Linked DNA regions of Homo sapiens: region 1 is linked to region 2. Evidence: read pairs that join two places in POLR2A ChIA-PET (ENCODE). Cell type or tissue: GM12878. All regions are shown on one strand. Links, peaks and the distances in the headings refer to the core of each region. The heading gives the core; the rest is flanking DNA. Region 1 has its middle 110 kb from the start of SLC13A1. Region 2 has its middle 41 kb from the start of FAM3C.

What was found. Peaks named below come from ENCODE experiments on the same cell type or tissue, not always from the same donor. Only the 100,000 strongest peaks of a DNase experiment are listed, where the experiment ranks them.
Region 1: POLR2A ChIA-PET joins it to region 2 with 7 read pairs; 1 of 35 experiments calls an interaction of 5 or more read pairs at or near these places.

What each region holds. Positions count from the first base shown.
Region 1 is chr7:123,298,600-123,315,321 of GRCh38, reverse strand. No RefSeq gene overlaps it. Among named protein-coding and RNA genes, the nearest start is that of SLC13A1, 110 kb to the right of the region's middle. In GM12878, for the core only: no CTCF peak of the experiment used is centred there; a DNase peak (open chromatin) is centred at 9,173.
Region 2 is chr7:121,429,327-121,446,048 of GRCh38, reverse strand. It overlaps the pseudogene RPL18P4. Among named protein-coding and RNA genes, the nearest start is that of FAM3C, 41 kb to the right of the region's middle. RefSeq lists an enhancer at 7,320-7,614. In GM12878, for the core only: no CTCF peak of the experiment used is centred there; DNase peaks (open chromatin) are centred at 7,348 and 7,587; H3K4me3 peaks cover 665 bases.

The DNA of each region.
Region 1 (16,722 bases), core at 7,626-10,125, 1.9 Mb before region 2:
CTTTCTACTCAATGGTTGTCAGAAGTTGTTGCATCCAGGTCAGCTACAGATAGAAGCAGAGCTTTTCATGGAAATTTTAAACAAGTGGAATTAAAGATCCTGAAGCATTTCTTTGAAGAATTGTAACAGGGGATGAAACATGGCTTTACCGGTACAATCCTGAAGACAAAGCACAATGATAGCAAAAGCTATCAAGAGGTGGAAGTGGTCCAGTCAAAACAAAAGGAAACTAATCAAGAGGAAAGGTCACTTTGATGCTCAAGGCCTTTTGCTGGTTGCATTTCTGGAGGGACAAAGAGTGATAGTATCTGCTTATTATGAGGGTGTTTTGAGAAAATTAGCCAAAGGTTTAGCAGAAAAATGAGTTGGAAAGCTTCACCAGAGAGTCTTTCTCCACTGTAACATAAAATAAGGGGAATTTTGTGGGAGTTTTGATGGGAAATCCTTAGGCATTTACCTTAAGGTTCTGATTTGGCTCTTTTTGTTTCTTAATCTTAAAAAATCTGGTAAGACCACACATTTTTCTTCAGTTAATAATATAAAAATGATTATGTTGACATGATTAAGTTCCCAGGACCCTCAGTTATTTAGGGTTGAACTAAATGTCTGGTATCATTACTTACAAATGTGTCTTGAACTTGATGGAGCTTATGTTGACAGACAAAATTTATATTTTAAATTTTTATCTTTTAATTCTACTTTTCCATGAACTTTTTGAAATTCCCAATTTTGAGGGCAGGGTTGCACACACCCAAAGCACATCACTTCTCCTTCTTGCTTCAGACCCTGCTGAGGGCTTCTCTACCATATATGGTTATCTTTATATCACTCTGTGCAGCTGCAGTTCAACTTCACACCAAAGTGGTTCTCAACATCCCTCAGGTCCAAGCTCTTACTAGGCTATAATAGGTGGTGGCCCAAAAGAAATCTTCCCAGAAATTTTAATGAAGAAAAGGTAACTTTAAATTGGATGTCGGGGTCACTGCTCCTAAGGGTGCCACCTCTGCCATTTTACAGAGATTTCCCAACCTCACAAATTTTGGGGGCTCATGAACACTATGAGCATTTCCGCCTCTTTCACATCACCCCTCTCTCTTGTCCCTTCCCCAGTCCCAAAACCCTCAATCTCTTCCAGTTTAAAATCATAATATCTTTGTGTAGATGTCACCCAGCCTACAAACAAGTTAATACTTTCCATTATTAAGTAGAGCAGTTCAGTTTAAATTCTCATTCTCCTTCCAAGAGTGGCCTTGCTTTGGAATAAGTATTTTCTGTAAATAATAGAATAGTTTCCATTCAGCCCTGTAATGCCAAAAAGCTAATATTTTTTAAAGCACCACTTTTTTTTCTTCTGCAGAAATTTAAGTTAATAAAAGAAAAATTGTGAGCTGGGAGAGCAGATAATGATAGAACAAGAAGAAATTATAAGACCAAGAAAAGGAAGAAATGAGGTTATTTTCAGTAATTATTAGACCAAATGCTTAGTTTAATTAAACTTTCTCCCTCACCCCATTAAAATGGGCCCCTGGGTTAGCCTAAGAAAAAGCAGGAGTCAGAGAAGGCAAGGAGGGAAAGCCCAAAATTGTGAAATGCTTTCTCCATTATAAAGGGGATCGAAATTGCTAAGTTGGCTTGTGAGACACAATTGATAATTAACCTGGAAAGAGTTTTAGTGGGTGATTTCAATGGATTTTTAAAACGTGTTCAAAGATACCATTATAAAAGTTTTAAAATTATAAAATAAACAAAAAAGTCTATATAACAAATGCAATCACTGATAAAACAAATACAGAATGGCAGATAATAGGAGTAGCAGAGCAATTTTTTATGTGAATGATGTCTAAATTACTCATCAAAGACATATTGTATTTAAATGAAGAATCAAATAATTGTTTTACTATAGCATAACACTAAAGCAGAAAAATTAAAAAGAAAAAACTGAATAGAGAAAACAAGAAAAAATACTAAATGTAAATTCCAAGTGGAGTTTAAAGCAACTATAGTATTAATAGCTAACATTTGTGTAGTGCTAGTTTTATGTACACGTTTTAAATGCATCTTGTAAATACTTAATTCTCACATAAATCCTATAAAGCAAATAGTATTATTCCCATTTTTGAAATAATGAGACTAAGGCACATAAAGGCCAGGTAATTTGACAGAGATCATATATAAATGGTGAGACTAATATTAAACCCCAGTAGTTGACCTCCAGAGATTGTATTGATTTTAGCTCAATACTATTTGTACCAAATCCCGGTAAAACAAAACAAGAACACAGAGAAAATAAATTCAGTTATTGGAAATAATTAATATTTACCAAAGTTTATAGACTTAAAAGGATTATCCATCTTTTTAAGTGCACATTATTTACATTCCAAAATTGTTTTTATAACACACAGAAAGAAAATCTATATAAATTTGAAAATCAGAAAATTTGAAGAATATATTTTAGATCACTCTTAAAGCAGAATACCGTGAATTTGTGTAAAGAAAGCTGATTTTTTTAATTTAAAAAATTATCTAAAGTAACAATTGGGCCAATAAATAAAGAAAGAATAAAATAAGCCTATAGAATGTTTCTGAAATTATAAACATTTAACCTATGTATAAATTGAAACTATGAAATAAGGCCACAACAGTGATCAAAGTAAATTTAAATTTTAAAAATATTTTTGATGTGATTAAAATATAGACAATTAATTCAGCAAGCATTCAACTTAAAATCTTAAGAAAACAGTTTGTAATTATATGAAAGGAAATTTTAGGATAAAATTATGATTAAAACAATATAAAATTACTTATTAAGTAAAATTTTATGGGGATGAAATATGCCTTCAGCTATGTTCCTAATTTTACAAGACTGCACAGATGAGACACTTTGAGATAATTGGTGAGTATTTTGTTTTCTGAAAGCACCTGTATGAATAGTCTTCCATTCTTTCAAAATTTCTTGTTAAATAACTCAAATATTTTAGGGAAACTGTATAGAAATTCCACAATTTTCTATTCCAATTCTTAAATGCATTTTTGTGCTTTACAATTATTTTCTAAAAATTTTAAGCTTACATTTAGCCATTTGAGAAAAAAAACTTAGTCAAAACTTGACAAGTTCCTTTTGATGTGCTAAGAAATAAAAGTATTTACTTAGCCATATAAGTAAGAATTTTGCATACTAATAAACAAACAACAAAATAAAGATATAGTGTTATATCTTCAGTATTATAAGGAACAGCTTATCTAATCTTGCAGAGTTAAAATAGAAGTGTGGTGAGAATGATGAGTTATCTGAAGGTATCTTACAGTAAAACTAAAATATTCTTCCTAGGCTAAGACACCTAGAATCTAAGCTCCCTGAAAGCAAGGACCCTATATTATTCTGCACATCTTCCCCAGCACCAAACATATTGTTTGGCACATGATATATCTTAAGAAATTTACTGATTGAATGGATAAGAGAAAAGATATAGAAAATTCCCAGGTAGAAATGGAGGTGGAAAATATAGAAAAAAAATGTAATATGTGTGTTTGTATTTCTTAGCTATGTCAGCTAAGCTGGTCTAGAAAAAAGCAATGACATTCTAGTTGTAATGAGCACATCTAGTGTGCATACTTTAAAAAAACAGACTTTATTTTTCAGAGAAGTTTTGGGTTCACAGCAAAATTGAATAGAGAGTACAGATATTTCCCATATATCGCCTGCCTCCACATATGCATAGCCTCCCACATCATCAACATTCCCTACCACAGTGTTATATTTATTATAACTGATGAATTTACATTGACATAACATTTTAAAAACACCCAAAGCCCATTTTTCACATGAGCTCACTCTTGGTGTTGGATATTCTATGGGTTTGGAGAAATGTATAGTGAAATATATTCATCATTATCATAGCACCATACAGGGTAGTTCACTGCCCTAAAAATTCTCTGTGTTCCCTCTATTCATATGGTTTTTAAACATAGTAATCTCCCCTTATCCATAGTTTCACTTTCCTCAGTCTCAATAAACTATGATCAACCATGGTCTGAAAATAGGTGAATACAGTACAATAAGATATTTTGAGAGAGAGACCATATTTGCATAACTTTTATTACAGTATATTGTTATAATTGTACTATTTTATTATTAGGTATTGTTCATCTATCAGTAGGCCTAATTTATAAATTAAGTTTTATCTTGGGTATCAATGTGTAAGAAAAAACATAATATATATGGCCAACATGGTGAAACCCCATCTGTACTAAAATACAAAAATCAGCCAGGCGTGATGGTGCGTGCCTGTAACCCCAGCTACTTGGGAGGTTGAGGCAGGAGAGTCACTTGCACCTGGGAGGCGGAGGTTGCAGTGAGCCGAGATTGCACCACTGCACTCTAGCCTGGCGACAGAGCAAGACTCTGTTTAACAAACAAAGAAACAAACAAACAAAAACACATGTATGCGACTCAGCTATATCTTGTTAAGATCCAAAAATAGTGAAAATCAATGAATAAGAAAAGATATTTCCAACCAAACAAAATCTGGCATACTTATATTAGTATTATATAAAGAAAACTTAAAAGCCAAAGGATGGAAAAGGATGTTTCTATGCAAATGAAAGTTGGTATACTTACATTAGCATCAGACAAAGAAAACTTACAGGGAATAAAGGATCATTAAAGACAAAAATGGTCACAATGTAACTTTTTAAAGTACTACTTCACTGTATTTTAAGCTTAAGTGTATTAAAAATAACATTTCAAAATATATCAAGAATTGATAGATCAGCAAAAGATTTATTCTTTGTAGACAAATACAAAAGAAAATGCGACATTTAGTCATATTTTTCAGTAATTGTTAAATCAAACATACAGAAAAATCACTGCAGATAATAACACATTTAAAATATTTAATTTCTTTTGTTCTTTTTTCCTTAATTTGTACATTTATTAAAAACACAGAATAATGGTCCTGGCTTAAATGTCACTGTGGTTTTGTGCTTTCACAAAACATAACTAATTGTAAGGAATTCTTTACAAATATACACTAGTCAGAAGTAAAAAGGTAAACTGACAATTCAGGGCCATTTCAGACATAATCCTCTCACTTTATTTTTATTATTTTTTTTATTTTGAGGACAGGGTCTCACTATGTTGCCCAGGCTGGACTCAAACTCTTGCATAATTCTCTTATAATTAATACTTGTTAGGAAATGGAGTTTGGCATGATTTACAATTGCATCAATATTTACAGAGGCTGAATATCACAGACATAAGAATGCATTGTGACCCCAAGAAGTTTTTTCATACTTCCCAAGTAGTTTGATATTTTAGTTACCAGAGCTAAACCTGGCATTAACAAGTTGAATTTTATGTCCATCCAATAAAAAAATCTCTTATATCTTTCTGGGGCTACTTATTTAAAGATAGGAGCATAAGTATAAAAGTACAGTTGTGCATCACATAATGACATTTTGGTCAATGACAGATCATATGTATGACAGTGGTCCCATTAGATTGTAATGCTGTATTTTTACTGTATCTTTTATATGTTTAGATATGTTTAGATACACAAGTAACATATGTATTTAGTACAGTAACATGTTTTACAGGTTTGTAGCCCAGGAGCAATATGCTATGTTATACAGCCTAAGTGTGTAGTAGGCTATACAATCTTGGTTTGTGTAAGTACACTCTATGATGTTTGCACAACAAAGTAATCTGATGAAAAGCATTTCTCAGAACATATATCCATATGTAAGTGATGCATGACTTATAGGAGTATGAGTATGCTCTTATAGGAGTTGGAGAACTGTAACTAGTTCTTCCCCTTATGCATTTACTTGTGATGCCCGATCTCATGTGTTGTCCAATTTCCTTAACATTAAAGAAGTGACTCACAGCAGGGTCATGTAGATGAGAAAGGTTTGTATGGAGATCACATCTCAGGCAACTTCCATTTCATCTCCTTGTCCAGCTTTGGTGCAAGGCCCTCAATCTGGAATATTGTGGCTCTGACTCACTGGGCTTTCAGCCCCTGCTCTCTTTACTGGCCACTTGCTTTCCTTACAGGCCAGCTGGCACTAGGATAATTTTCTTAACTCCTCAAAACTTCAATTACTTCATGTATAGAATGGAAATCATAGTATCTAACTGATTGCATTGTTGTGAACCTTAAATGAGATGTCATATTCAGAAAGCTTTACCCATAGATATTAATATACTTGTCACCTTTGCTTTGCTCCCTCCACTCATAATGTCCCTAGGACTGATCTTTCCCTCATTCATTACCCTTCTAAGTGAAAGATTAAAGGACTAAGTAAGACCAATGTCATAATATATGCAGATGCTTGCCCTATCTCAGGCATTTACTCAATTTCCTCGATGTCCCTGCTCTGGTTATAGTCTGGGTAACTTAGATGCCAAGCTTACCAGTCAGAAAATCTATATTATTCCTTTTTTTATATATAGCCAGTCCTGTTGCTACTGCATTGTTTTGTGTTCACTGCACACCAGATCACTATTATTATCATAATCACAACTGATGACAGTAATAAAACAATCTCTTAGATTTTCGCAGATGATGTCAACTCTCCTCAGGCTGTTTGGCTGTTTCTGTCCTATTTTCTCAGCCTGATCTAAAACATCCCTGAGCTGTCTCTTAGTTGATAATGTCTTTTCTAACTCATTTGATTTTACTCATTTTCCCCCTCCAGATTTCAAATGATGAACAAGTTCTATACAGACTCTTCTCAGAACTGATTTAGTTTAGATTCAGTAGCAGTCTTGCAGGATCATGGAGAGGCTGCTAAGTTTAATGCCACAATCATCTCAGCTCCTACAGCGTATTCATTTCATTGTCAGCTGGTGGGAACAGGCAATTGCTGTGGTGTAAGACTGATTCCCTTCAGTAATAAAGCAAGGCACTGGGACATTTTCATTTCTGAATTCCAAGTGAGTACACATTATCATTTCAGATGCTATTCCAAGAGCTATCATTTGCTGGGGTGCATCTGGTACCACACTGATTTACAGCATTCTAATTATTCTTTAAATCTTAGGGAATGTGGGAAGAAACTGAGGTTATTGATTTTGGATATGTAGGACTCAGCTAGCAAGATAGGGCCAACTTATATTCTCCAAGGGAAAAATGCTCAATTTCTCATCATTTCTGATACTGAAGACAGCATTAGAAAACATAACTGAAAATAGGTAATGGACAAGTAGCCAGAAGGTTTACTTGATAGCAAAGAGACATCTGAGTCCCAGGAAGAGAAAATCAAGTCGTAAGAGAGGCAAAGTGCTACCATTCAGTAATAATGGGAAACTGTGGCACATTTTACTTTGATACTGAAACATCTCTTATCCTGCTCTAGAGGAGATGGTGAGCACTATTTACTTGTTCACTCTTCTAAAAAAAGAAAGGAAAAGAAAATGGAAGAGTTCTGTAAAATAATGACAATTGCCTTGTCCTGAGAAAAAGTCACAAATCAAAGGGAAATTGTAACACAATACTGAAACATGAATTGAGCATAATTAAACAAATAATTGCAGATATGAAAGACAACTACAAATAAGAAATTTTAAAACTCAGGTTGGAAATTGTCAGCATATAATGTTAGATAAAAGTAGAATAACATTTCCAAGAAACAATGTGTGAACCAAGGGTTTTATATACTGTCCTTCAATTTTCACAACTACTGAAAACTGATTTTAACCATGTAAGAAGTCAGTTCATATTTTACTCACAAGTTCTTCTTAAGAAATTTGATAGAGAAAAGTATTCATCCAATTAAGAGATAATTTCAGTACAAGGACTGCTGGCAATTATTGCTGCATATATTGAATTGTAACATCTAAAACTAAAACAAAGAGGAGAATAAAGACGGAAGGTTAGAATGAAAATTTGGATGCTCCGAATGAATAGAACAACCAGAAAATAATAAAAGAAAGTGTAAAGTTAAACGCACACAAGGTACAAGGAAAACATTAAAACACTCACGAAACATATGACATTATATTTGGACAAATGGAAAGGTATTCTATATTCTTAGAATAAATAAGCATCACAAAGATATCAATTCTACATAAGAACTCAAAAAAAAAACCAAGTTTTAAAAAACAGATAAATTTATTATAAAGCCTATACAAAAACTATGAAGCTCAAATGGCTATGAAGAAAAAAAATACAATAAAAAGGGGCAATAGGAAATGAGAAAGGTAGCCCTAATACATATGATAACATACTGTATAGCTTCTAAATTAAATCAATATAGATTGGCACATGAATGGACTGACAGCCCAATGGCACAATCAAAAATCCAAAAATAGACCCAAATGTATATAACAGTTTCTGCGTTTTAAATAATTGGGGAAAACATAAACTTTTCAACAAGTGGTGTTAGTTTACTAGAGAAACATTGAAAAAAGATGAAAGTGGGCTCTTAATTCAAATTAATTAGAGGAGTTAACAAGAATAACTCTTCTAATTAATTAGAGACCTGAGTTTTTAAAATGAAAACACAAAAAACTCTACATGAACTAAAAATAAGTGAATTCTTCTATAAACTGAAATGAAAAAAAACCCTCTCCTAACTAATATTCTTGAAGTTATTAAGGAAAAGACTGATAAATTTGACCTCCAAAATGGGATGCAGCAAAGAAAAGCCATAAATAAATTCAAAAGAAAAATAAGAAATTTGGAGAGAAAAGGAAAAGAAGATTTGCTTTGCCACTATATTCAGTCTTTCTCTTTCCAACTTGATCTTAAATTTGTTTGAATGAAGAGGTTGGATAAAACGATTTTTAAAGTCCCTTTAATCTCAATATTTTATAATTCTAAGTAAATTTATAATTTACTTAGGTACTTGACATACCTAAGTAAAAGAGAAAAATTTCACTATATGCTTGGAGTCAATCTTGGTCTTTTTTTCTTTTTGATAGTCTGTTTCCCTTTAATTGCTTTACCTAATCATAAAATACAACACCTATTCTCACTATTCCTTTTCCCTCTCTTGTGCAACCACTGGTAGCCTTCACTCTTCATTCCTTCTCTCAGCATGATGATGATGCTGTCAGCCCATGAGAGCTATTCAAGTTTCATGGATTAGAATTTCTGTTCCCTTAAGCCTTTCACTGTTCAGGAACTTTGGAACTTCAGAAGGAGTGAATAGGCAACAGCTGATTAAGGTCCCTGGGTTTGCAGTGCAGGGTTCATTACAGTTAGCTCAGAGAGCTTTAGCTTGGGAAATGTGGTAGAAAAATATCTCCAAAAATAGGAACTAAGTTACGTGACCTTTAACCACGATGTGTATAAATTCTAGTTGTGATAAGGAAGTGTAAAAGGATGAAGAAGCAGAGGTGGAAAACAAATAATATTGCCATCAGAAGTCTTTTTGTCAATGATGCCTATAGATACAATATCTTTTATGAAGGAAAAAGAAAGCTTATTGTAATTTTTTTCTAGATAAACATACAAATTTTAGCTCTTTATATTTATCCCCCAAATGATTTGAGATTGCTTGAAATAAAAGGTCAATTTCCAAAGGAAAATACATACAGGTACAAATAAAACATTGAATATAAACAGTTTAAAGACTATATACTCATTTTATGCATGATATTGTAGAATCTAAAGAGGGAAATGCATTGAGTTATGTAATTCTCATTGTCAGTTAAAATAAGCCCATCAGCTTTTTCAGAGAGAGAAAATTTTTCTACTGCCGATTCTTAGAGTTTGTTTATTCCAGGGATCCTAATATAGGAAATGGGAAGGAAAGATTTAATAGTGGGTCTGTAATGAGTTTCCTTTCACCTCCGGAATACCTGAGGGGACATACATCTGAATCTTTGCAAACATTGACTGATGGAATACACAGGCTAAAAGATAAAAAGGAAGGACTTACAGAAAAGCTTTTACAAACGTATACCTAGTTTGTCTACTTTGATTATTATAAAGGAATCTGAAATTTATGGATTTATATGCTGCAGCTGTGATGAATAGTGGGATTTAGTTATATAGCCAGAACAGGACTATGTTATTAATGAAATACATAATTTTACAAGATCCCAAACTCAGTGGTTTCCCTGTGTTAACTTGACTGGCACCTGATTAGATGATATAATTGAAAGCAAATGAACCCAGTTCAGAAAAGGGTATTCTGAAAACTGCATCTGATGTTTGAGGTCTTCTTGACATTCATGCTACTGGCACCATTGTTTTGAATTCTTTGTGAATCATTAAGTTTGAGGCTGAGGAAGACTCTTACGTGAATCTGGTTGATAATTCAGGCCTCTGGGACTGTAAAACCATAATGAACAGTATAAGCAACATGATCTATTTTCTTTTAGAGAGGATGTTGACACATTTTTCACACAATTATTCTTTACAGACAAACTTCACAGCAGCTGAGGGCTCAACACAATGAAAGTAAATTGTTTCAATGGAGACTTAGAGTTCCTGGGGACAAATCATGTGGTTTTTTGAAGGTTGGGCTTAGTTTAAGGCTAGAACTTCAAAAACAAAGAGCAATGAATCGCTGGAATGTTCTATAGACTTCTTTTCTAATACTAGTGGTCTTAACAGGGCCTATTTCAAGAGCTCTGCAGGGATCTATTTTGTGATAGAGCTTTCTAGAGAATGCCTGCAGTGTTAAGTATTTGTTGATTGAAAAATAGGTCCTTAAGATTTAAAGACAAGACGTACAGTGTTAAAGTTGACATTGTTATAACATTTTAAAAACTGGTTATATTGAGGGTGTCCTTATAACTGATCACTACCCATTCTAGATGAATTCAAATAGAAGTTAAAATCGTTCTTTAATTTTTTTTTATTTGTATGGTAGGTGTATATATTTATGAGGTACATTAAATGTTTTATTACAGGCACATGATGTATAATGATCACATCAGGGTAAATGGGGGTATCCACCTCAAGTATTCAACATTTCTTTGTGTTACAAACGTTCCAATTATACTCTTTTAGTTATTTTAAAATGTACAATAAATTATTAGACTGTAGTCACCCTGTTGTGCTATCAAATACTATATTTTACTCGTGTAAAATATAAATGGGTACTATCTTTTTGTGCCCATTAACTATCCCCACTGCCTCACTACCACTCTTTCTAACCTCTGGTAACCATCATCTACTCTTTAGCTCTATGAGCTCTATTTATGATAGAACTTTCTAGAGAATGACTACAGAGTTAAGTATTTGTTGACTGGAAATTAGATCTATTTTTAGCTTCCACAAATGAGTGAGAACATGTGAAATTTATCTTTCTTTGCCTGGCTTATTTCACTTAATATAATGTCCTCCAGTTCCATCCACATTGCAAATAATAGGATATCCCTTTTTAAATGGCTGAATAATACTCCATTGTGTATATGTACCAAATTTTCTTTATCCATTTGTTTTTTGGTAGATACTTAGGTTGCTCCCAAATCTTGGCTGTTGTGTATAGTGCTGCAATAAATATGGGAGTGCAGATATCTCTTCAAAATATTGATTTTTTTCTTTTGGTTATATACCTAGCAGTGAGATTGCTGGATCACATGTAGTTCTATTTTTAGTTTTTTTAGGAACCTCCATACCATTCTCCATAGTGGTTGTACTAATTTACATTTCCAGCAACAGTTTCCAAGGGTTTCTTTTTCTTCTTATCCTTGCCAGCATTTGTTATTGCCTGTCTTTGAGATAAAAGCCATTTTAACTGGGGTGAGAAAATATCTTGTTGTAGTTTTGATTTTCATTTCTGTGATATCAATGATGTTGAGCACCTTTTCTTTTTCATATACGTTTTCCACTTGCATGTTTTCTTTTGAGGAATGTGTATTAATATATTTTGCCTATTTTTTAAATTGGAATACTAGATTCTTTTTTTCTATTGAGTTGAACTCCTTATATTCTGCTTATTAATCCCTTGTCAGATGGATTGTTTGCAAATATTTTCTCCCATTCTTTTGGTTGTATCTTCACTTTGTTGATTGCTTCCTGTGTGGTACAGAAGGTTTTTAACTTGATGTGATCTCATTTGTCCATTTTCGCTTTGGTTTGCTTTGTCCATTTTTGCATAACCCTATGCTTATGGGGTATTATTCAAGAAATCCTTGCCCAGTGCAATATCTTGGACCATTTCTCTTGTGTTTTAATTAGTAGTTTCATAGTTTGAGGTCTTAGATTTAAGTCTTTAATCCATTTTGATTTGATTTTTGTATATGGCAAGAAATAGGATCTAGTTTCATTCTTATGCATATGGATATCCATTTTCCCAGCACCAATTATTGAAGAAACAGTCATTTCACTAGTGTATGTTCTTGGCACCTTTGTAGAAAATGAGTTCACTGTAAATGTGTGGATTTGTTTCTGGGTTCTCTCTTCTGTTCTATTAGACTAGGTGTCTGTTTTTATGCCAGTACCGTGCTGTTTTGGTTACTATAGCTCTGTAGTATAATTTGAAGTCAGGTGAAGTGATTCCTCCTGTTTTATTCATTTGCTCAGGATAGGTATATCTATTCTGGGTCTTTTGTGGTTCTGTATAAATTTTAGGATTTGTTTTTCTATTTTTGTGAAGACTGTTACTTATAGTTTTATAAGGATTATGTTGAATCTGTAGATTGTTTTGGGTAGTATGGACATGTTAACAGTGTTGATTCTTCCAATTCATGAACATGGAATATCTTACCAATTTTGTGTCCTCTTCAGTTTCTTGCATCAATGTTTTATGATATTCATTATACAGCTCTTTCACTTCTTTGGTGAAATTTATTCCTAGATATTTTATTTGTAACTATTGTAAATGAGGTTACCTTCCTGAGTTCTTTCTTATATTTCTATTGGCCTATAAAAGTGCTACTGATTTCTGTATATTGATTTTGTATCCTGCAACTTTATTTGATTTGTTATCAGTTCTAATAGATTTTTTTGGTGGAGTCTTTGAGTTTTTTCAAATATAAGATAATCATCTGTAAACAAGGATAATTTGACTTCTTCCTTTCTAATCTGGATGCTTTTTATTTCTTTCTCTTGTCTGATTGCTCTAGTGAGGAAGACTTCTAGTACTATGTAGAATAACAGTGTTGAAAGTGGGCGACCTTGTCTTGAAACATATCTTAAAGGAAAAGCTTTCAGTTTTTCCCCATGCAGTATGATGCCAGCTGTGGGTCTGTTTTATACAGCTTTTATTGTGTTGAGGCATGTTCCTTCTAAACCCAGTTTTTTGGGGGGTTTTTATCATGAAGGGATGCTGAATCTCATCGAATGCTTTTTCAACATCAGTTGAAATGATCATATGGTTTTTGTCCTTTATTCTATTGATATGATATATCTCATTGATTCGCATATGTTGAACCATCCTTGGATCCCTGGGATAAATCCCACTTGCTCGTGATTAATGATCATTTCAATATTTTGTTGAGTTTGGTTTGCTAATATTTTTTTGAGGATTTTTCCATCAATGTTCACTAGGGATACTGCCCTGTAGTTTTCTTTTTTTTGATGTGTCTATGTCTGGTTTTGATATCAAGGTAATACTGGCAATGTACCATGAGTTTGGAAATATTCTCTCCTCTATTTTTTGGAGTAGTTTGAATAGGATTTGTATTATTTCTTTAAATGTTTGGTAAAATGTAGCATTGAAGCTATTGGGTCCTGGGCGTCTCTTTGCTGGGAGATTTTTTATTATGGCTTCAATCTCATTACTTTTTATTGGTCTGTTCAGGTTTTGGATTTCTTCCTGATTCAATCTTGGTAGGTTGTATATGTCTAGGAATTTATTTATTTCTTCTAGATTTTCCAACTTATTTGCATGGAGTTGTTCATAGTAGCCTCTTCTAATGCTCTTAACTTATATTGTATCAGGTGTAGTCTCTCCTTTTACAACTCTGATTTACTTTATCTGGCTCTTCTCTCTTATTTTATTAGTCTGGTGAAAGATTTGTCAATTATAGTTTTTTTGAAAATCAAATTTTCATTTCGTTTATCTTTTGTTTATTTTGAAGGGGTTTCAATTTCATTTATTTTTGTTATGACCTTTATTTATTCTTTTTTCTACTAATTTTGGATTTGGTTTGCTCTTGCTTTTCTAGTTCTTTAAGATTCATCATTGGGTTGTTTATTTAAAGTTTTTCTACTTTTTTGATGTAGGTGCTTACTGCTATGAACTTTCTGCTTAGTACTGCTTTTGCTGTATCCCACAGGTTTTTGTATGTTGTGTTTTTATTTTCATTTGTTTTAAGTAAGTTTTAAATTTCCTTCCTAATTTCTTTCATTGACTCATTGGTCATTCAGGAGCATATTGTTTAATTTTTATGTGTTTGCGTAGTTTCCAAAATTATTCTTGTCATTGATTTCTAGTTTTATTCCATTGTGGTCAGAGAAGATGCTTGATATTATTTCAATGTTTTTGAAATTATTACAACTTGTTTTGTGTCCTCATATGTGGCCTATTCTTGACAATAATCCATGTGCTGAGAAGAATGTGTTTTCTGCAGCCACTGGATGAAGTGTTCTGTAAATATCTATTAGGTCCATTTGGTTTATAGTTCAGATTAAAACCAATGTTTTCTTGTTGATTTTCTGTCTGCATGATCTGCCTAATGCTGTGGGTGGGGTATTGAATTTTACAGTTGTTATTGCATTGGGGTCTATCTCTCTCTTTAACTCTAATATTTGCCTTATGTATCTGAGTGCTCCAGTGTTGGGCACATATATATTTACTATTGTTATACCTCTTACTGAACTGACCCCTTTATCATTGTATAATGACCTTTTTTGTCCCTTTTTATAGTTTTGTCTTGAAAGTTATTTTGTCTGATATAAGTATAGCTATTCCTCCTCTTTTTTGTTTTCCATTTGCATGGAATATCTTTTTCTATATCTTTATTTTCTTATTTCTTATCTCTTATTTTCTTATTATTTTCTCTTATTTTCTATCTCTTATAAATAGAACTTTCTATCTCTTATTTATAAGAGATAGAAAAAGATATTCCACGCAAATGGAATTCGCTATCATATCGTGTGTCTCTTTGTAGGTGAAGTGTGTTACTTGTAGGCAAGAGATCAGTGGGTCTTATTTTTTTGATCCATTCAGTTAGTCTATGCCTTTTGATTGGAAAGCTTAGTCTATTTACATTCAATGTTATTATTGATAAATAAAGGCTTACTCTTGCCATTATGTTATTTGTTTTCAGCTTGGTTTGTGGTCTTTACTTCTTTCCTCCTTTCCTCCTTTCCTTCCTGTCTTTCTTTTTGTGAAAGTGATTTTCTCTGGTGATGTGTTTTAATTTTTTGCTTTGTATTTTTTGTGTATCTGTTGTAGGTATTTTTATTTAAGGTTACCATAAAGCTTGCAAATAACATCTTATAAGCCATTATTTTAAACTGATGACAACTTAACTCTGATTGCAAAAACAAAGAAAACTAGTAAAAACTCTATACTGCAGATATATAGACCAATGGAACAGAACAGAGGCCTCAGAAATAACACCACACATCTACAACCATCTGATCTTTGACAAACCTGACAAAAACAAGTATTGGGAAGGGATTCCCTATTTAATAAATGGTGTTGGGAAAACTGGCTAGCCATATGTGGAAAACTGAAACTGGATCCCTTCCTTACACCATATACAAAAATTAACTCAAGATGGATTAAAGACTTAAATGTAAGATCTAAAACCATAAAAACCCTAGAAGAAAACCTAGGCAATACCATTCAGGACATAGGCATGGCAAAGTCTTCATGACTAAAACACCAAAAGCTATGGCAACAGAAGCCAAAATAGACAAATGGGATTTAATTAAACTAAAGAGCTCCTGCACAGTAAAAGAAACCATCATCAGCATGAACAGGCAACCTATTAAAAAGTCAGGAAACAACAGATGCTGGAGAGGATGTGGAGAAATAGTCAGGAATTAAAAAGTCAGGAAACAACAGATGCTGGAGAGGATGTGGAGAAATAGGAACGCTTTTACACTGTTGGTGGGAGTGTAAATTAGTTCAACCATTGTAGAAGACAGTGTGGCAATTCCTCAATGATCTAGAACTAGAAATACCATTTGACCCAGCAATCCCATTACTGGGTATATACCCAAAGGATTATAAATCATTCTACTATAAAGACACATGCACACATATGTTTATTGCGGCACTGTTCACAATAGCAAAGACTTGGAACCAACCCAAATGCCCATCAATGATAGACTGGATAATGAAAACGTGGCACATATACACCATGTAATACTATGCAGCCATAAAAAAGGATGAGTTCATGTTCTTTGCAGGGATATGGATGAAACTGGAAACCATCATTCTCAGCAAACTAACATAAGAACAGAAAACCAAACACTGCATGTTCTCACTCATAAGTGGGAGTTGAACAATGAGAACACATGGACACAGGGAGGGGAACATCACACATCGGGGCCTGTCAGGGGGTGAGGGGCTGGGGGAAGGATAGCATTAGGAGAAATACATAATGTAGATGACAGGTTGATGGGTGCGGCAAACCACCATGGCACATGTATATATAACAAACCTGCACGTTCTGCACATGTACCCCAGAACTTGAAGTATAATAATAATAATAAAGAAATTGTATACTTCAACTTCATTTCCCTGCTTTTCAACTTTTTGTTGTTTCAAGCTGGTCCTGACAATACTATCTTCGTGTTTAAAAAGTTGTTGTAGTTATTATTTTTGATAGATTCATATTTTAGTCTTCCTACTTAAGATAGT
Region 2 (16,722 bases), core at 6,285-8,784:
AAGAAAAGAGTTGTGATAAATGGTATATATTCTGCTTTGTTTTGCAGAAATTAATTTTGTAATATAAAAGAAAAATATAATTATTATGTTATCTTTAGAAAATAAGTAAAGGAAGGCCTATGGTAACTTCCTCAGATGACTTATTCAAAGATCTTTTTCTTTTTTTATTTGAGACGGAGTTTCGTTCTTGTTGCTTAGGCTGGAGTGCAATGGCGAGATCTCGGCTCACCACAACCTTCACCTCCCAGGTTCAAGTGACTCTCCTGCTTCAGCTTCCTGACTAGCTGGGATTACAGGCATGTGCCACCACGCCTGGCTAATTTTTTGTATTTTTAATAGAGACGGGTTTTCTCCATGTTGATCAGGCTGGTCTCGAACTCCCGACCTCAGGTGATCCACCCATCTCGGCCTCCCAAAGTGCTGGGATTACAGGCGTGAACCACTGTGCCCAGCGACTTTTGTCTTATAAAATAAAATATAGATTCAAAATCCTAACAACATATAATGATGGCTAGAATATATCAAGTTCTGGGTGCCAGATTTCATGCCAACAATTTTCCAAAACCTTCCAAACACATTTCATCTTCAGAACAATACTATGAGGTGGGCACATTTATCTCTATCATACAAATAAGAAAGCTGAAACTAAACAAAATTACCTGGCCAGTTTGTGGACATAGACAGAACCAGCAGAGGTTGAGCAAGATTAAGAAGCAGCTTGTCTGATCCAAGTGCCTGCAATCTTGATCACATTGCCTTAGGCCCAACCATTGCAAAAAATCAACCTAACAAACTAGCATATTTTACGATGATATTGACCAAATTTCAGGAGTTGCCAAACTTTGTTCCACATTAGAATCACTTGGGGAAATTGTATGATTCCTATTCTCATCCCCTACCAATTAAATCATCATGTCTGGTAGAGTTAGGGGCAACCAAATATCAGTATTATTACAGATTCCTAAGTGATTCCCTTTGCCCAAAATTTGGGGACCGCTGACCAATGCAGATTTTGGAGGTCTCAGCTTACAGCTGGTCCTACAGTCCTAAATTTCACTTAGGAGAAACCATTGTGCTTCAGGTTCTGGAGCTAGACACTTAACTATAGGCTATGACTAGTCCCTATATGTGTAAATCTTCTTGTCTCCCACCTCCCCCCAACCAAAAAAAATTTCTACAAGTGCACTATTTAATTATTAGGAGATGCACAGGTGGACTGAGCAATGGTAGCATTTTTTTTTTTTTTTTTGATGCACTACAGCAATATTGGCTAAGCATACAGAGAAGGGAGAGAGAGATTTGGCAATTAGCAGTTATTTTGATACTGTTAGGCAGCCAAATAGGAAAATTAGGTCCCCCCAAAATCCACTTTGGAATCTAATTATCCAATTTGACTCTTTACCGTGATCAAGTTAGTCAACAAATTGCCTTTTCACTTGTCCTGTGTTTTCCAGGATATTATAAATGAAAATTTGAAAACTTCCTTTTGCTATTTTTGCAGAAGGTAGAAATTGAAAAGAAACTTACAAGTCATTTGGGCCAAGCCGTCATTTTAGGCTGAGGAAGTGAGGCTACAGATTACTGCCTTATTCTCCCAACAAAGCAACCGCAGCTCTCAGGGTCTCCTGCTACAGCTTACTATCTCAGGAAAAAACCCAGGGGTGACACTGTGCCTAAAGGGGGCTGTTGGGATTCTAGACAGAGGCAGTATCTCTGGGGAGGGACATGTGATTCTGATACCCATGATGTTTGAATCCCTTGGGTCGGTGATGCATTCTATTTATAGAAAAATATAGAAAAACGAAATATAGAATATAGAAATATATTCTGTATTCCGTATACAGAATATAGGAATATAGTTCTGTATTCCGAATACAGAATATAGGAATATAGTTCTGTATTCCGAATACAGACTATAGGAATATAATTCTGTATTCGGAATACAGACTATAGGAATATAATTCTGTATTCGGAATACAGACTATAGGAATATAATTCTGTATTCGGAATACAGACTATAGGAATATAATTCTGTATTCGGAATACAGAATATAGGAATATAAATCTGTATTCGGAATACAGAATATAGGAATATAATTCTGTATTCCGAATATAGAATATAGGAATATATTCTATATTCCGAATATAGAATTGCGTTCTTCTGTATTCCGAATATAGAATTGCGTTCTTCTGTATTCCGAATATAGAATTGCGTTCTTCTGTATTCCGAATATAGAATTGCGTTCTTCTGTATTCCGAATATAGAATTGCGTTCTTCTGTATTCCGAATATAGAATTGCGTTCTTCTGTATTCCGAATATAGAATTGCGTTCTTCTGTATTCCGAATATAGAATTGCGTTCTTCTGTATTCCGAATATAGAATTGCGTTCTTCTGTATTCCGAATATAGAATTGCGTTCTTCTGTATTCCGAATATAGAATTGCGTTCTTCTGTATTCCGAATATAGAATTGCGTTCTTCTGTATTCCGAATATAGAATTGCGTTCTTCTGTATTCCGAATATAGAATTGCGTTCTTCTGTATTCCGAATATAGAATTGCGTTCTTCTGTATTCCGAATATAGAATTGTGTTATTCTATATTCTCAATTGTATTCTATATTCCGAATATAGAATTTTTAATAGAGATGGGGTTTCTCCATGTCTGTATTAAATATATCTCTATTAAATATTAAATTTAATATTTAATATTTAATGTCTCCATGTCTCTATTAAATATTAAAAATTATATATTCAGAATCATATTCTATGTTCTGAATATAGAATATATGAAAATAAATATAGAAAACAATATGGATATAGAAAAACAGAAATAAAACATAATTCGGAGAAAGGTTGTCTATCAGAATTCACTCTCAGTATTGGCTGTGTTACACATACTTGGCCTTTCTATGGTGACTCAGCTACCTTCCTAATCAAGGCCTTTCAGGGGAGGGGCTGAGGAGTAAAAGCCTCTGCTGTCAATGCCCTACAGATCGTGAGGTGTTAAGAGGGTGGTTTCCTTCCTTGGCATCAATGCCTACAATCTAGGGCATCCACCTGCAGGCCTAGATGATTTGTGACCTCAGAATTGTTGTGGTTCCTGGACCTTTGTTGATGTAGTTTACCTTGCATCCCTCAGGCAAAACTAGAGGGGCTGGGCAAGGAAGGGAAGAAGGAGTCAGGCCTGCAGTAGCTTCTTGGGGTTTCTACCTCTGATCCTCCCTGCACAACTGTAATGTAACATGCTGGCTTCCAAAAGTGTAATTACTTATGTTTTTTTAACTACAATTATTCTCTTAAGAGCATCTATATAGAGGGGAAAAAGGAAAATTAACCAACCAAACTTAAGTTTTCCCTTGAATTACAAAAAAAAAAAAAAATTAATGATTATTCACTTTATAGAAGCAAAACTTTACTGTGTCTTAATATGACCAAATAAAAACTTAACCAAAAACAATAAAAATAAAAATAAAAATAAACCAGGGCCGGGCACAGTGGCTCACACCTGTAATCCTAGCACTTTGGGAGGCCAAGGTGGGTGGATCACCTGAGGTCGGGAGTTCCAGACCAGCCTGACCAACATGGAGAAACCCATCTCCACTAAAAATACAAAATTAGCCAGGTGTCGTGGCAGGCACCTGTAATCCCAGCTACTCAGGAGGCTGAAGCAGGAGAGTCACTTGAAACCAGGAAGCGGAGGTTGTGGTGAGCCGAGATCTCACCATTGCACTCCAGCCTAAGCAACAAGAGCGAAATTCCGTCAAAAACAAAACAAAACAAACAAAACAAAAAACAGTTCATTAATGACTGTACTACCAATAGATTCATTACCATGCTAGAAATGCTTCATTTACTCCCCATGGTAAGTGCTGTAGAACAACACTACACTATTAAAGAGACTGAAATTGCATTAATGCGGGCTAAGATACTAGTTAGCTCTTTTGGCAAATCACTGGATTTGTTTGTATTGAACTTACTGTGAACAAAATCCCTGGCTTTTTTCCCACATCTTAGGCCAGTCAACATGGCTCTTTCAAAACATACCTGAATATAATTGGTTTATTTGTGTACACTTTTTTTATTGGCTCCACACAAATGTGCTACCTAGGATGCTAGAAACAGGTGGGTTGTCTTTCCTGTGTCTGTATTTAGGCCTTTATAAATTTCTATATATGTAAACTGTCCTCTCCTTTTAATATCCATCTATCTCTCCCCACAGATGACTAATAGAAACCTTATCCACCTTCAGCTGAAAAGCTCCCTTCTCTCTTTTTCTTTATTTTACGATTTTGTGCAAAAGCCCATTACCCACCCCTTAAAACTCTCTGAAATTTTGATTCTACCCATCCCAAGCTCATCTCTCCCTATGCAAAATCCTTCCCTCTATGACTCTCTTTGGCAACAATGCATTTGTAGGAAGAAGACAAAATTCCTATTAAAAAAGATGACTCAAGCTTGCTTCCATAATATAGGTCAGCCATATCCTGATGATTTTGTTGTTTAGTTTCATTTAGTTAAATGTAGGTAGGCCCTAGAGCTCAGTTAGAATTGGAATGGTTGAGAGAATGAAGAAATAAAATTCTTTGCATAATTAAGAATTGTTAAAAAAAAATGTTCCCTTGGAAGACAAGGGAGACAAAGAATTGGGGATCCTAGGACTGGAAGAGAAGCTTTAGAAGAAAGATTTAAATAGAGGGCAAGAAAGCCCTGAGGGGAAAAAAAGAGAAAGTGAAAGTAAGAATACCCCTCTGATAAGGATATTTAGGGCACTTTAAAAAAAGTAATAGTGCTGAAGAGGTTGTTTATGAGTGCACCAACCAGCCACCTCTGTCCCTTTCCCGGATGATCCCGAAAATGAAGCTTCCTGGCCAGGAAAACAAAACGGCCGTGGTTGTGGGAACCATAACAGATGACGTGTGGGTTCAGGAGGTGCCCAAACTGAAGGTGTGTGCACTGGGCGTGACCAGCCGGGCCCGCAGCCACATCTTCAGGGTGGGGGGCAAGAACCTCACTTTCGACCAGCTGGCCCTGGACTCCCCCAAGGTCTGCGGCACCGTCCTGCTCTCAGGTCCTCGCAAGGGTCGAGAGGTGTACTGGCATTTCGACAAGGCCCTGGGAACCCCACACAGCCACACCAAACCCTACGTCCGCTCCAAGGGCCGGAAGTTCGAGTATGCCAGAGGCCAAGGGGCCAGCCAAGGCTACAAAAACTAACCCTGGATCCTACCTTCTTTTTTCTTTTTTTTTAATTTTTTATTATTATACTTTAAGTTCTAGGGTACATGTGCACAATGTGCAGGTTTGTTACATATGTATACATGTGCCATGTTGGTGTGCTGCACCCATTAATTCGTCATTTACATTAGGTATATCTCCTAATGATATCCCTCCCCCCTCCCCCCATCCCACGACAGGCCCCAGTGTGTGATGTTCCCCTTCCTGTGTCCAAGTGTTCTCATTGTTCCATTCCCACCTATGAGTGAGAACATGCGGTGTTTGGTTTTTTGTCCTTGCGACAGTTTGCTGAGAATGATGGTTTCCAGCTTCATCCATGTCCCTACAAAGGACATGAACTCATCATTTTTTATAGCTACATAGTATTCCATGGTGTGTATGTGCCACATTTTCTTAATCCAGTCTATCACTGATGGACTTTTGGGTTGGTTCCAGGTCTTTGCTATTGTGAATAGTGCCACAATAAACATACGTGTGCATGTGTCTTGATAGCAGCATGAGTTATAATCCTTTGGGTATATACCCAGTAATGGGATTGCTGGGTCAAATGGTATTTCTAGTTCTAGATTCTTGAGGAATCGCCATGCTGTCTTCCACAATGGTTGAACTAGTTTACAGTCCCACCAACAGTGTAAAAGTGTTCCTATTTCTCCACATCCTCTCCAGCACCTGTTTCCTGACTTTTTAATGATCGCCATTCTAATGGTGTGAGACGGTATCTCATTGTGGTTTTGATTTGCATTTCTCTGATGGCCAGTGATGATGAGCATTTTTTCAAGTGTCTGTTGGCTGTGTAAATGTCTTCTTTTGAGAAGTGTCTGTTCATATACTTCACCCACTTTTTGATGGGGTTGTTTTTTTCTTGTAAGTTTGTTTGAGTTCTTTGTAGATTCTGGATATTAGTCCTTTGTCAGATGAGTAGATTGCAAAAATTTTCTCCCATTCTGTAGATCGCCTGTTCACTCTGATGGTAGTTTCTTTTGCTGTGCAGAAGCTCTTTAGTTTAATTAGATCCCACTTGTCAATTTTGGATTTTGTTGCCATTGCTTTTGGTGTTTTAGACATGAAGTTCTTGCCTATGCCTATGTCCTGAATGGTATTGCCTAGGTTTTCTTCTAGGGTTTTTATGGTTTTAGGTCTAACATTTAAGTCTTTAATCCACCTCGAATTAATTTTTGTATAAGGTGTAAGGAAGGGATCCAGTTTCAGCTTTCTACACATGGCTAGCCAGTTTTCCCAGCACCATTTATTAAATAGGGAATCCTTTCCCCATTGCTTGTTTTTTTCAGGTTTGTCAAAGATCAGATGGTTGTAGATGTGTGGTATTATTTCTGAGGGTTCTGTTCTGTTCCATTGGTCTATATCTCTGTTTTGGTACCAGTACCATGCTGTTTTGGTAACTGTAGCCTTGTAGTATAGTTTGAAGTCAGGTAGCGTGATGCCTCCAGCTTTGTTCTTTTGGCTTAGGATTGTCTTCACAATGCGGGCTCTTTTTTGGTTTCATATGAACTTTAAAGTAGTTTTTTCCAATTCTGTGAAGAAAGTCTTTGGTAGCTTGATGGGGATGGCATCGAATCTATAAATTACCTTGGGCAGTATGGCCATTTTCATGCTATTGATTCTTCCTATCCATGAGCAGGGAATGTTCTTCCATTTGCCTGTATCCTCTTTTATTTCGTTGAGCAGTGGTTTGCAGTTCTCCTTGAAGAGTTCCTTCACATCCCTTGTAAGTTGGATTCCTAAGTATTATATTCTCTTTGAAGCAATTGTGAATGGGAGTTCACTCATGATTTGGCTCTCTGTCTGTTATTGGTGTATAAGAATGCTTGTGATTTTTCCACATTGATTGTGTATCCTGAGACTTTGCCTAAGTTGCTTATCAGCTTAAGGAGATTTTGGACTGAAACGATGGGGTTTTCTAAATATACAATCATGTCATCTGCAAACAGGGACAATTTGACTTCCTCTTTTCCTAATTGAATATCTTTATTTCTTTCTCCTGCCTGATTGCCCTGGCCAGAACTTCCAACACTATGTTGAATAGGAGAGGTCAGAGAGGGCATGGGTCCCACACCCACGAAGCCTCGCTCATTGCTAGCACAGCAGACTGAGATGGAACTGCAAGGCGGCAGCGAGGGTGGGGGAGGGGCGCCTGCCATTGCTGAGGCTTGAGCTGGTAAACAAAGCAGCTGGGAAGCTCGAACTGGGTGGAGCCCACCGCAGCTCAAGGAGGCCTGCCTGCCTTAGTAGACTCCACCTCTGGGGGCAGGGCATACCCGAACAAAAGACGCAGAAACCTCTGCAGACTTAAATGTCCCTATGTGACAGCTTTGAAGAGAGTAGTGGTTCTCCCAGCATGGAGTTTGAGATCTGAGAACGGACAGACTGCTTACCTTCTTATTAAAAAGATTTTGGATGCTGACCAAAAGTAATATCTGTGGTCAAGAAGGATTAGGGGAACTATCTTTATCTAGTCAGAGACCAGAGACCCTCTCTTTTATCTGGTCAGAGATCCTCCTTTTCTGCACCATTTTCTAATGGAATGTATAAAATGTGAAGCTACGTATACTTGTACTTGTTACAACAGAGAGAGCAAGTTCATCTCTGTAAATTACTAAGATAAGTAAAGGAAAGAATGTTAACTGAAACTATTAATCATGAGTTGAGAACTGAGAGAGTTCCAGAGAAGAGTTGTCATAGCACTAAGTGAAAGCCATTTATCAATGTGGAAGGCATGAGTGCAAATATGTAGGGAGGCTCTTCATATAAATAAAAAGGAAAGGATCTGCACCCTGGAGGAAGGTTCCAGCTGATATGATAAGGGGGGTGACTTCATATATCAGATCATCCATTTGAGGAGATAAAAATCTGGAATAATGTGCCCCAAGACAGACTCCCTCTTCAGAATTCTGTGAAGGTGCCTTCTTTAGAGCCACTTGGAGTTGTCTTGTTCCCTTTCGGGTTTTTTTTTTTTTTTTTCCTAAGACGAGGTCTCACTGGAGTGCAATGGCACGGTTATAGCTCACTACTGCAGCCTCCAACTCTTGAGTTCAAGCAATCCTCATACCTCAACCTCCTGAGAAGCTAGGACTACAGGTGGACACCACCATGCCTGACTAATTTTTATCATTTTTTTAGTCGAGACGAAGTCTTGCTATGTTGCCCAGGCTGGTCTCAAATACCTGGGCTCAAGCAATCCTCCTGTCTGAGCCTCCCAAAGTGCTGAGATTACAAGCATGAGCCACTGCACCTGGCCTGGCCTGTTGTCTTTAGGAATCCTTATTGTATCACCTTTCTCCCCTTCATTTCGTTCCTCTATCTTTTGTTCTTCAGAGAAACACAGGGGTGTGGGAAATAATAAGCAACCCATTAAGCAGTCATTTAAAGAAGCCAAGTTCTAATTTTTTCTAGATTCTTAAGATCATATTGGCACTATTTGTCTAACAAAGAAAGTTAATTGCAACCTTAATATAGTTTTTAAAATTACTTACTGTCTGTGATCCAAATAAAATGTAAGCAATATGAAGACAAGGATTTTATCCTTATTGTTCAATGCTTTGTGCCCAGCACCTAGAAAAATGTCTAGACGATGTGATAGGAGTTATTAAGAAATTATTTTAGGCAGATAGAGAGGAAAAGGGGTCCTTGGGAAGTTTTCATTTTTTTAAAAAGCATCTCCAGAAAAGTTTCCTGTAAAGCCCCTGCTCTTAGAGCCAGGCTGGCAACCTTTGATATGCAAAAACAGGCCATTAGAAACTGGGTCCACCCAAACATAGTGATTCCCAGGGTCTTCTTGACCTTGCCCCACATGTTCCTGGTAACATGGCCACCCCCACATATCCCCACGTGTGTAGAACATCATGGCGCCCTTCATTTGCATATTAGGGTGGGAGGGCCAGCTTTTTCATGGGTTACATGAATGACATGCCTGGTCAAACCAATCCCCTGAGTCCTATGCAAATCAGACACCGCTTCCTCCAGCCTCTGCATATATCTGGCTGGTATCCATCGCACTTGGGGTTGGTTCCCTCTCTCTACTTTGGAGCACGGCTCCCTCTCTGTACGGGGGAGCTTCTTCCTTCTGCCTTCTTCCTTCTTTCTTGCCTATTAAACTCTCCGCTCCTTAAAACCACTCCATGTCTGTCCATGTCGTTTTATCTAATTCGACTCCAGACGAAGAACCTGTTGTTCCTCCACTCATTGGAGCTGTATCAATGATAGGTGTTAAAAACTATTTACTAAATGGGATGAATGAATTTTCCTATGTCTCTATTATTCTCAAACCTTAGGCAGGTATCTATTACCTGCCTAAGAGCCCAGTGTTAGTGGTGCTTTGCTGAATGCAGGTAGGAGAGCAGTGGCCATGTGCAGGGCAAAGGTGACAGCTGCAGGAATCCAGAGCATAAATAGGAGTTAATAATGAAGAGGAGCAGGAATTATGAGTAACAGGAGAACAGGAAGACATGGAAGTATGGCAGTGGAAAGGGAGTGTGCTTTCTTTCCAATAACACATGGATTATGTCACCAGCTAATTATTTGGATTAAAGGAAAGGGTGAACCTGAAAATCAGGAATTTAGGAACAATTGAACGAATAAATTGTAAAAACATTCTTTCACTGTAGACAGACTCCCTTTCAGTTAAGACCTTTATCTCAACTGAAGATTTATAACAAGAGACCTAAACATCAATTACAACTTATTAGATGAAGGCCCAAGTGCAAATTTCACCTTGTCCCATTGTTAGTTCTTAAAACTAGACCAGCCCACCCACACCATGAATTAATGGAAATGGCTGAAGTTTCACCAAGACTGCTTCCATGAACCCTCCTTTTTCTTTTCTTTTTAATTGACAAATAATAATTGCATATATTATTTTTATGGGGTACAATGTGATGTTTTATATATGTTTACATCATGAAATGATCATTTGTCCTCACTTTTTCCTTAATTGCTCTTCATCGCTGGTCCATGCTCTACCCAATTCTTGGCCCAGCAGTGCTACCGTTGGTCATTTAAATTTGAAATTAGTTATTGATCTTCCCAGCATTTGAATCTTGGTTATACCTTTTGAGAAAAGAGTGCTTGTTTCTGTGATTTTGAATGGGAATCCATGTCCAGGTTGCAAATTCTTGGAAATCTTGACACCAGACATCCTCTGCTGGATTGACCCCAACTTCTCTGTAAAGTAACTTCGGGACAGATTAAGATAATCTATTTTTAAAACCCACAAGATTAAAGCAGATATATGTGAAAGTATTCAGGAAAAGGCAAACAGTAAACATGTGTAATTTGGATTCAACAAAACTTATCTCGAGTGCTTTGTTTATTAAACATTATGGTAGGTGCTGCTATTATGTCCTTTAATGTCTCTTCCCATTCATGTTGGTAAAAACACTTTTTCTCTCTAACAATAACCTGTTGGTCTATTATCTTCCTATACTTGATTTGAAGAGAGATGAGTAGTAATTTTCTTCCTCGTTTTCTTGTTTTATTTATTTATTTATTTATTTATTTATTTATTTATTTATTTTGGTTGCCTGTTGACTCTTTTGTCTCTCATTGTACAGTCTCTGTTGACTGTTCTTTCTTTTATTGTACAATTCTTTATTATCCTCTTTCTCCCTTTGTCTCTGTCTCTCTCACACACACATACATACACACTCTCACACTCACACACACATGCATACACACTGCCTTAAGGACAATGCAATTTTCCCCATATTCTGCAGATCTTATCTCCATATTCATCACACTCACACTTTTAGCTTATAATTTGTTTCTCCATGAGCAATGGCCTCAGCCACTTCAGTGTTCTTATTACTAAACTGCTTTGATGCCATATTTACCGAGTTTGTTGCCTTAACTTCTATGCATTTCTATTTAACACCATCTACACACCAGGATAGTATATACCAGATCTCTCCTCTCTCTCTCTCTCTTTTTTTTTTTTTGAGATGGAGTTTCACTCCTGTTGCCCAGGCTGGAGTGCAATGGTGCAACCTTGGCTCACTGCAACCTCTGCCTCCTGGGTTCAAGTGATTCTCCTTCCTCAGCCTCCTGAGTAGCTGGGATTACAGGCATGCACCACCACACCTGGCAAATTTTGTATTTTCAGTAGAGATGGGGTTTCTTGGTCAAGCTGGTCTCAAACTCCCGACCTCAAGTGATCCGCCTGCCTTGGCCTCCCAAAGTGCTGGGATTACAGGTGTGAGCCACCACACCCAACCCAGATCTCACTTTTAATAGGCATTGCTATTTCTCTGAGATTCAACCATGTGCTCCTTACCTGCTCTATATCAAATTTCTCTCTGATTCACCTGCCCTTTTTCTCACCCTCTGAAACAAGCATTCTAACTTCAGAGAGATCCCCAAGCCTTCCATGTCCTTGAATTCACTTCATCCTATCAGGGCCCTCTTTATGAAACTGGAGTTTGTCCTCAGACTGGGCAGCATGGTCTACAATACTTCCCTCTCCACTAGACCAGATGTCCTGTACCCCGACATTCTGCAGAACTGGACACCATTGTCTTCTATAAAGGGCTGCTACCATGGCTGGCTTTCTCCACTGCTGCTTCCTGGCCACTGAGGATTCTTAGAGGAAGATGCAGAGTGGTTCAGACCTAATTCAGCTTTGTTAATTTTCAACTGGATCCTCATGCTGTTGCTTGATCTTTTCATTGTTTTCTCATTGACTCAGTAAATCCTCTCCTTACAGAAGATATTCCAGTCTCCAATCACAAAATCAAATACAGAATGTTAGGGACTTTAGAAATTGAGACTGGTTTCTTTACACTCTGAGAGAAGAATCTGAAACTTGTAGATTTGCCTGCGGCCAGTAGATATTCTGAGCCAGCTGAAACCCAAACGTCCTGACTCCCACCTGATGTGTTATAGCCAGCCTTCTTATTTTCCTCATGCTGCTCAAGTCCTGATTTCTGCCTGATTGTTTAGTAGATGATCTTGCCTTCTATGTCACATGAAAGATCTGGGCCATCATCTTCAGTATACCCCAGCATTATATATATATATTTTTTTAATCACCTCTGGCCTACAGAAGCATTATCGTTTTCTTTCTTTCTTTCTCTCTGTCTCTCTTCCTTCCTTCCTTCCTTCCTTTCCTTTTGAGACAGAGTCTTGCTCTGTTGCCCAGACAACAGAGTTGCAGTAGTGCAACCTTAGCTCACTGTAATCTTTGCCTCCCAGGTTCAAGCAATTCTTGTGCCTCAGCCTCCCAAGTAGCTGGGATTACAGGCATGCACCACCATGTCTGGCTAAGGTTTTGCATATTTAGTAGAGATGGGGTTTCACCAAGTTGGCCAGACTGGTCTCAAACTCCTGACCTCAGGTGATCCCCCTGCCTCGGCCTCCGAAAGTGTTGGGATTACAAGCGTGAGCCACGGCGCCCGGCCAGCATTATTGTTTTGATAGGCCTTTTAGTCTCTTCCATAAGTTCCAAAGGAAGAGATAAACCTCTTTATTTCTAAACAAGAATCCCTCCACTCTTTCTCCTATATTGCAAAGTCCAATCCTTCTATTTTCCCTGATTTTTGATTGCTTCTTTTTTCTCTTACAGTTTCAATTCCTTCTTCTCTGTAGATACCTTTTTAAAAACAGGCTCTCATCTCTCTGCCCCAATAAACGCATTAAAAAAAAAAAGACAAAAACAAAACCAAAAAATAAAATAAAATAAAAACAAGGTTGATCCCACTATTTATTTTATTTATCAAACCATTTCTCCCACTGTTAAACTCATGAAATGAGTGATGTATGCCTGGTAATTCTCTCCTTCTACTCCTTACTCCAAAATGTACCAGTTTTATAACCTACCAAAACTGCCCTTGCAGATATTATGATCTCCTTTTCTTCTTTTCAAATCCTAAAAAAATTTTTCTATTATCTTCTGATCCAAAAATTCTGCAGAATTTTATTGTGTAGAAGACTCTTTTCCTTGCATGTCTCTCTCCTCTGGAGTTTCATGTTTGTTCTGTTCTTCCTTCTCTGATCACTGCCTTTCTACTTCATCTCTTCCTACATCTAACCTCCAAACAGAAAGTCCTATCAAAATACTTGTTTTTGTTTTTGTTTTGTTTTGACAAGGACTGGCCGCCATGCCTGACTAATTTTTGTATTTTTAGTAGAGACGGGGTTTTACCATGTTGGCCAGGCTTGTCTTGAACTCCTGGCCTCAAATGATCCACCTGAAACGGCCTCCCAAAGTGCTGGGATTACAGGCATGTGCCACCACGCCCAGAACTTTTTTTTTTCTTTTTTCTTTTTTTTTCTTTTCTTTTCTTTTTTTTTTTTTTTTTGTATCTTCAACACTTCTGCAAGTTCTCCCAATCTCAGTCTCAGATAGCAAATCTATTTGGATAACTCTCAATCCAACATCTCTGGTATGTAAATCGTGCCTGTAATCTAGATTATATTTTAAATGCTTAAGAATAGCTATGTTTTGATTATTCAAAAGCCAAGGACTTTGATAAGATTACTCAAATACAGGATGAGAAAAGAAAACTGTCCAGAATCAAATGCTGAAGCACTTAAACAAGTAAAGATTGAGTAGATATGAAGGAGCCATCAAAGGAGACGAAGGAACCAACCATGAGGCAAGACAAAAGCTGAGAAAAAGGAAGTGTCCCAGAAGCCAAGAGAAGCACAAATGAGGGAGAAAGCAGACCTGTTCAATGCAAGAAAAAGTCAATACACTGGGATAGAGAGGGGGCCACTGGAGTTGTAAACACCGAGGTTTCCACAGTAGTGGTGGGCAGGAGAGAAGCCAGACTTGAGTGAGTGGAAGAATTTGTGGGTGGCAAGGAAAGGGAGAGAGCAAGAGAGGCAAACTCTTTAGAGAAGTTTTGCAGGTAAATCAGACTGGGTGAGAGATTTGGGGATGAAGGTAGTTTTTTTGTGTATTTAGTATATGGCAGATACTAGAGAATGTGTGCATGCTGGTTGGAATACCCAGAGAAACAGAGAGAGAGAGAGACACTGGTATTGCAACAAGGTAAGAGATAACTGAAGGATCAAAGTTCTTGAGAAGGAAAAAGAATGAACCCACAGCTCGGTTGACATAGGCCCTTGAAAGCAAGTTGAATACAGTTCTCATTGTAACAGGAAAGATATAGTGAAGACACGTTCAATTACTAATAGAATTATAGATTTTGTGGTGGAGAAACTAATAAAATTTTCTGCTAGTTTCCATTTCTCTTGAGTAAAACAGTGATGTCATTATCCAAAGTGAAGAGAAGTTGAGGAGGGTTGGGGAGATTTGAAGAAAAAGAAATCAGAGTATGGGAAAGAAGACAGAAAAGTAAGACTGTAGGATGGCACTGAGAATCCATGTGAGGTGTGTGGTTATGTTCTTATGATGAAACCAGCTTCTTGGTGTGATTTTGTCCTGCAAAATTCAAGATAAATAGATAGGTAAAGTGTAATAGTGTAAATATCATTGTGTAGGAGTTCAGGGAAGGCCTCTCAGACAATTCTAGCAGACCTATAAGAAGTGAGGCTAGTTTCCAAGGATTCTATATAGAGCATACAATAAGTGCAAATCCCTTAGGTGGGAACATGCTTCCCATTAGTTCCAGAAATATTCAGGAACTCAGTGTAACTGGAACACAGTTTTAGAAGGTGAGTGGTGAGAGACAAGATGGTGTAGAGCAGATTTTCAGAGTCTTAAATTAAAATATATATATATATAAAGAGAGAGAGTTTTACTTATAGTGAAGTGCCCACATATTAATTATACAGCTTAATAAATACTTATCTCTCCATATATATCTACATATACACACACATTTATATATTTTATACATATATTTACACACCCAGATATATTACATATACCCATGTAAACATAACCTAGGTCAAAATATGGGGCATTTCTGGCATTCCAAATGGCTATCTTGTGCAAGGATGAGAATTTTGAATTGTATTTCTGGGTAAGATTTGAAGCTACTAAAGGAAGTGGCACCATCTGACTGATTTTTAAAAGGATTACTCTGAGTGCCACACAAAAAATATACTGATGACATTGCAACATCTGAGCAAGAGATAAAGGTAGCTTGGACCAAGTGAGTGGTGGGGAAGGTTGTAAGAAGTGGTCAGATTCTGATTATGTTTTGAAAATAATGTTCCCATGTTTTATGATGGCCCGAATCTGAGCTGTAAGATAAAGAGAAAAGTAAAGGATGACTAAGAGATTTGTGGCCTGAACAATCAATGGAGCTGCCATTTAGTGAGAGGAAGAACCAGAGGAGGGGAATGTTTGGAACATAACTAGAGGAATCAATAGTTATGTTTTGGTTATATTAGCTTGAAATAGAGACTAGACATTTAATCAGAAATATCTAGTGGAGGCCAGACATGGTGGCTCACGCCTGTAATCCCAACAGTTTGGGAGGCTCAGGCAGGAGAATTGCTTGGGCCCAGGAGTTCGAGACTAGCCTAGGCAACGTAGTGAGATCTTGTCTGTACAAAAATAAATAAATCAAATTAAATTAAAATTATCTGGGCATGGAGGAGGCTGAGGTGGGAAGATTTCCTGAGCCTGAGAGGTAGAGGCTGCAGTGAGCTGTGATGGTTGCACTCCACTCTAGTCTGGGCGACAGACCAAGGCCCAATCTTGAAAAGAGAAGAAGAAGAGGAAGAGGAAGAAGAAAGAAGAAAGAAGAAAGAACAAAGAAGAAAGAAGAAATACAATAATGGTGTGTCCCAGAAGCCAAGTGAAGAGGGTGTCTCAAGAAGGATAAATGATCTATGGCATCAGGTGCTGCTGAGAGCTCAAGAAAGATGAGGAATGAGAACTGGCCATTGGATTTGGCAATGTGTAAATAATTGATTACAACATCACTTACTACTGACATTTCTTACCCTCCAGTAATTTCTCCCTTCATTCATATTGTGTTTGTGTGTGTGGGGGGGGGAGGGGTGTTATTTTTCCTCTTAACTGATACTTGATTAAAGAATGGTAATTTTGCTCTTTAAATGGGTGCTTATCCTACATACCTAACTTCTCATCACTGTTTAAGAATAGGTAATTTTTTGTTTCCCTTTTTCTCACCCTTATAGGTGTAAGTTTGGACAAGTGATTTAAGGAAAATGATGGGTAAAAAAAAAAAAGAAATCTAGGCAAATAGGAATAAGCCTTTCACAAGGCATATCTAAGAAGGTTGAAAGTATTATTTGAAGGAATGTATGCCATCTGAAAAAAAAGTCTAGTAGAGAAACAGCAGGGAATAAGATGGTACAGATGTCAGTTTAAAATTAATACAAAATAAAGCCATTGTCATAATTACCTCAACACAATTTAGGACCCCAGTTTGGAGATTTTTATTCCTATGAAACAGTTATTAGTGTTACTCACATATTTCCAATTCTCTGGTTTGTAGCTATATGCAACAACTGCATTCCCCACCTCTTTTTAAAGTTAGACATGCCCATGCTACTTGTTATGGCCAATGAAATGTGAGTAGAAGTGACCTGTG